2 separate regions of the Homo sapiens genome follow, and region 1 is linked to region 2. Evidence: chromatin loops called from intact Hi-C (ENCODE). Cell type or tissue: psoas muscle. All regions are shown on one strand. Links, peaks and the distances in the headings refer to the core of each region. The heading gives the core; the rest is flanking DNA. Region 1 overlaps KIAA1217. Region 2 overlaps KIAA1217.

Region 1 (2,908 bases), core at 224-2,723, 78 kb before region 2:
GGAGACATCAGAAGTCTCTGAAGTATGCAGAAGACTAAATGGAGATCTTAAAGTTTCCACGTTCCTTTCTAAATCCTAATTAAATGAAAACTTTTCTAAGGAAAAAGCTTGCTCTGAAGCAGTTGGTTGAAGTGTACAGTGGAGCAGAACCATGTTCTGTTAAGGAAACAGATCCACTGACTACGCTGGTGTTTACTAAATGCATACACGGTGGTCTATTTCCTCCTCAGTGTGAACGTAGCTAACTGCCATTAACTTGCCTAATGAAAGTAGCATCCACACACATCAAACACATGCCCCTCAATGGACAGACAGGGAAGGTGCCAGTTGTTCAATCCCTGTCTTGATGATCATAAAGAAACTGGAGTCTGTAAACCACTACCTGTTGAAAGAATTAGATGTCTGGGTAGGCAATCACATCGATAATTTAAACTGTGAGAAGCTAGTAGGGGAAAAGAGTGAAATGTACATGAAATGGGACAGAACTGCCTGAACCAAGCAGGCAAATGTAGAGCCCCAAGGTGGCCAGTCCACTCCACGTGGAAAGGAACTATTTCTTTTTTTTTTTTTTTTTTTTTTTTTTGAGACGGAGTCTCGCTCTGTCACCCAGGCTGGAGTGCAGTGGCGCTATCTCGGCTCACTGCAAGCTCCGCCTCCCAGGTTCATGCCATTCGCCTCAGCCTCCCCAGTAGCTGGGACTACAGGCGCCTGCCACCACGCCCGGCTATTTTTTCTATTTTTATTAGAGACGGTGTTTCCCCGTCTTAGCCAGGATGGTCTCCATCTCCTGACCTCGTGATCCGCCCGCCTTGGCCTCCCAAAGTGCTGGGATTCCAGGCGTGAGCCACCGCACCCGGCCAGGAACTATTTCAAAGACGTCGGTCGGAGACCTTCATGCCAGGACACCAGCAAGCTGGCAAAACAGATCTTGCAAAGGGTTTCTGCACTCTATCTGTGAGCTTCATTAATAGGCACTCAGGACTGAGAACCTTCATGTCAGCTGTGACAAGTGAATAGTCAGTAGAGAGAAGCTATTAATTTAAGACACCGTTGATAATGCAGTCTACCTTAAGAACAGGCAACAAGGGGCTTCAGATGCTGAAGCACAGACACAAGACATCCTGGAACTCCAAGTCCAAAGGGGAATGCTCAGGGCAGATATCAACAATGAAACCTTTTAAGCTGAGTCACTCTCAGCCTGACGGCTGCCAAGCCCAACAGCCATCCCTGGTTACAAGCTAGAGGAAAAGTCCCTGAGCATATCTGTTGTTTCCTGTGTGTAAAGATGCTAAATGCCAGGTGCTTTCCTCTAGAGTGGAAGGGCCGGGGCGGGGCAGTGCCTGCAGAGGCAGCAAGGTCAAGAGAGTTCATTTGGTTATTGCCATTAAAAAAGACTTCCCAGCCAGGCGCGGTGGCTCACGCCTGTAATCCCAGCACTTTGGGAGGCCGACGCTGGCAGATCACTTGAGGTCAGGAGTTCAAGACCAGGCTGGCCAATGTGGTGAAATCCTGTCTCTACTAAAAACAAAAACAAACAAAACAAACAACAACAACAACAAAATTAGCCGGGCATGGTGGCACATGCCTATAATCCCAGCTACTCGGGAGGCTGAGGCAAAATAACTGCTTGAACCCAGGAGGCAGAGGTTGCAGCCAGCCAAGATTACGCCACTGTACTCCTGGCTGGGCGACAGAGGGAGAGTCTGTCTCAGAAACAAAACAAAACAAAAACAAAAAACAACTTCCCGAGCATGCATTTTGGGTGCATCTTGAAGTGCAGCTTGTAGCATGTAGAAATTGGCCTTCTGGTTCACAGAGTGCTGCAAGTGAAGTACTAGATGTCTGCGTATTTCCAGATATACTCAGATCATATTTCAGGCCACCTTTCTTCTTTTTTTTTTCTAATCCAGGATGCGCTCAGGATTCCCTCTCCACTCACCATGAAGAACTTCAAGTAGCGGCCACACTTTGCAGTGCCTCTCACTCAGGCTGCGATATCCTAAGCGTTTACCTTCATTCCGTGGAAACTCTTGAAACAGCCCATGTCAATCATGACTCAGCAGTTTTTCCTTACCATGAAAACAGCAGAGCAATGGGTTTCTCCATTTTTAGAGTTAATGCATTAGCTATAAATGTAATTCCATAGTAGATATGAAGTGCAACAAAAAAAAGTCTGGGACAAATTCTGCCACTTTTCAGAGGGTAACAGGAGATGGTTGACTCAAGATGGAATGTAAGAACCCTCATGGCCTCCCTACCCTTCTCTTTAACCTCTTCATGGTTGTGCAGAATAAACCTCTAATACTTCTGATGAGTGAGGCAAATGGCCTTCCTGTAAAGGCAGAACCCCAAGAATTTTCAAGAAAGTTTGTGTGGCCAGCCTGAGGTTCCAGGGAAGAGGAATGGGTATTTGGAATAGAGAAATACAGTGGTTAATTCTGAGCTCCAAGTTATTGGTCCAAATTGGTCTACTTCAATTCCTTGGTCAGTCTTTTGGAGTTTTCCATCAGTTAAACAATGTCCACGGTAAACTGCCATGACCACTTAACCTCAACTGCAAACTACATCCACTTAATCCTCTGGGGTCCCTTTTTATTCATAATAAATCCAGAAAAATCTTGTATTGTGTTTTATTTCCTCAATCATATCTCCTTTAATTCTCCAACAAGCCTTTCCTGATTAGAAAAGCCAGAAAACTCATCCAAATATCTCTGTTGAAGAGCTGGACAAAGTTTTCAAGTATTATTGAATTTTTAATCCACTAAACAAAAATCCTCCAATGTTGTTCCATTTTATTTCAGGGTCTAGTTTCTCTATGCAACTGCAAGGGTAGGGGCCACCTATTTATTTTTATTTACAGACCCATGTGTATATGGGAGAATTTAACATATACAAAAGGAACCCAAAT
Region 2 (2,908 bases), core at 88-2,587:
CTATTGACTTTTAAGTGGAATTGGAAGATTAGTTTTGACATTATTAAGAAAATATATTTTAAGTTATCCAGGACAGCTAGATGAATTAACAGGATTGAGCCTCTGGAAAGGTGATTTCTTATGCAGGCATACACACATCTGTCTACATACACACATACAGCCATACAGATAAACATCCATGCATGTCCAACGGCAATAACGGCAGAAAGTCGCATCCTGCCTTACTATGCTGCACAGGCTCATATGATCTATTCTGTTTCATCCAAAGAGCATCAAGAGAGTTCAAGACAGCCGGGACAATAAACCCTCTTTCTTCTTTGAAATGAGTTGGGAAGGGAGATGGAAGGGGAGAGTTTTGGGGGTCAGAGCCAATCTTCAGTCCACATTAATCTTTGAGCAGCCCTGACTTACTGGACTAGACTCATCAGACCCCTGTTTTTTTCCTAGCACTTTTCACCTCATGTTGCTTTTCTGTTTTTTCTCTTTCTTGTGGATTTTTCCAAAATATCTCCAGTTGCTTAACAAGGATTGATGCGATTTAGAGGAAAGGTACAAAAAGCATCAACCACTAGCAAGGCTAGAAGGCTCAATGCAGCCACTTGGCAAACATCGGATTGCCTTTGGAGCTCACTCCTTCCTTTTGTCTCAATTTCCTGCCTTGTGCCTTCCACCCAATGCCCAATGCTCTATCATCCTGTCTGCCTCCCCTCCTACCTCGAGGCACCTGCTCTCCTGTCACCAGCACTCAGAGCCACCTAACGCCACTTTCCACACAAAGGCACTTCAGCACATCTGTCACTTGAGCCTTTTCCTCGACAAGGCTCAGCTCTTGGAAGCGTCAAGCCCCACACCTGGGGGAGAAGCAACAACTCTGCCATTCCAGCCATTTAAGGAGAATGTGGTCTTTTCAGTGGAGAAAAACTAAGAATGATTACAAACTAGAGAGGGATCAGGCAGAGGACATTTAGTCACAATTCCACAGCCATGTTGTCAGAGATCTGAGCCTGGCCAACTCCTCATTATCCACATGAATAGAGAAAAGCTCAAGTGTGGATTATCCAAGTCATCAAAACAGAAATACAATTCGATTTCTTGTTTGGAATGCGCTTTGGTGTTAACATTTAAATATGGGTGTGTCTAGCTGTTCGCTATTCTGGGAATCCTTGTCAAACAAAATAATGAAGCTGTAGCATGAAGGCAAGGCTTGGGCTTGCTGAAAGGCAGTCCTGTTTCCCTTTCCTGCCCCTCCCAGCCTCTGCAGAGCCCAGGGCAACTCCTCCTGGGAGCTCACTTCAAGCAGGGCAAAGAGCAACATAGGAGCTTAAAGCCGAGCAAAATCCCTGGAACATTCCCTGGAGAAGTGAGGACAAGGCAGGCAGAAATGCTAAAGGGACACTCTTCAGGAATCCAAGGAGCTCCCAGGCTAGGATTTGGCATTCTGGAAAGAAAGCATAGAAAGTAGGGGCTGGGGCAGACACCAAACACGCAGAGGCTCATGGAAGATGGGGCCTCCTCAAGGAGAAAGCCGCACTGCAAGTCCGGCAGGCAGGCAACTGCAGGCGCTGCCAAGGCCAGCTTCTTTGCCACAACTCGGGTTACTCTGGCTGGGTCAGCTGACCTGCAGCAAGGGATTTGGGGCCTTGCACCACTCAGGCATTCCACACCTGCTCCAGAGCCAGCAACAGTGCTGATGGCTTCCCTGAGATCCTATTCCTGGGTCAAGATTAGGTAGGCCACAGACTCTTAGGGAAGGCATCCCTCACTTCTTTCTAGTGGCTTCTGGTTAGCTGTCTCCTTCTCAATTGTGCTGAGAAGCTCTCTTGTCATAGGGAGCATCATAGGGAGTTGCTGTTTGGTCTGGTTGTACAACCTCTCTGGGTGTACCGTGGCAGAGACAGCCCTATGTGTTCGACCAGAACGCTCTTCTGCTGCACACAGAGGAAGACCACATTTTCCAGCCATCTCCATCTCACTGGGTCCTTGTACTAATTCCAGTCAATGTATTGTGGGCAGAAGCCATGTGGGCCACCTTTTGTTGGGGCCCCTAGACCTCCCAAATAACCTTCCACGTTCTCTCTCTCTTTACTCTTTGGCCAGTTGAATACAAAGGATCCAGCAGAACCCTCCAACGCCGTGGGGGATGCCATAGTGACAAGGCAGGAGGAGCCTCATCGGCCACCCAGGAAATCCACCTGGCCACAGAAATCACACTGTGCTGTGTCTGAGTGAACAATTAACCTTAATCATGCAAAGCCACCAAGATTAGAGGGTGGTTACAACAATTAGCCTATCTGATTAATACACATAATCGGTTAGCAGGCCGCAGAATCCTACAGCATCCCTCAGTTTTCAAGCTCCCTTGTTTTTTTTCTTTGTTTGTTTTTAGAAACAGGGTCTTGCTCTGTCACCTAGGTTGGAATGCAGTCATGCAATCATGGCTCACTGCAGCCTCAAACTCCTGGGCTCAAGTGATCCTCCTGCCTCAGAATCTGGAGTGGCTGGGACTACAGGTGCATAGTCACCATGCATGGCTACTTTAAAAACATTTTTTTTTGTAGAGATGGGGTCTCACTATGTTGCCCAGGGTGGTCTAGAACTCCTGGCCTCAAGTGATCCTCCTGCCTCAGCATCCCAAAGTGATGGGGTTAGCTCCCTTGTTACTATCATAATATATATACAAATCAGCACAGAAATTACAGCTGAAACCAGGTCATTATATTCCTCTATAGTACCTTAAAATTTTACCAGTGATGAAGAGGATTTCTGGTATAGATCTTAGACAAAATAGAGACAGGAGCTCCTCTTCCCAGAAAAGCATTCTGTGTCAAGCACTGATTGATTCATTCATTCATTCATACAAATATTTATTGACTGCCTGCTCCCACACTGAAAGGAGTTAGGAGATACA

Evidence for each region. Hi-C counts contacts between places; a loop is a spot of excess contacts. Peaks named below come from ENCODE experiments on the same cell type or tissue, not always from the same donor. Only the 100,000 strongest peaks of a DNase experiment are listed, where the experiment ranks them.
Region 1: a loop joins it to region 2, with 2.4 times the contacts of the local background. A loop is called at or near these places in 7 of 110 quality-filtered maps.

The regions. Positions count from the first base shown.
Region 1 is chr10:24,291,863-24,294,770 of GRCh38, reverse strand. The region is part of intron 2 of KIAA1217; the gene reads right to left. Among named protein-coding and RNA genes, the nearest start is that of MIR603, 18 kb to the right of the region's middle. RefSeq lists an enhancer at 1,200-2,399. In psoas muscle, for the core only: no CTCF peak of the experiment used is centred there; DNase peaks (open chromatin) are centred at 1,330 and 1,660; H3K27ac peaks cover 2,500 bases.
Region 2 is chr10:24,213,634-24,216,541 of GRCh38, reverse strand. The region is part of intron 1 of KIAA1217; the gene reads right to left. Among named protein-coding and RNA genes, the nearest start is that of KIAA1217, 6.0 kb to the right of the region's middle. RefSeq lists an enhancer at 1,545-2,133. In psoas muscle, for the core only: no CTCF peak of the experiment used is centred there; a DNase peak (open chromatin) is centred at 1,591; H3K4me3 peaks cover 1,459 bases; H3K27ac peaks cover 2,500 bases.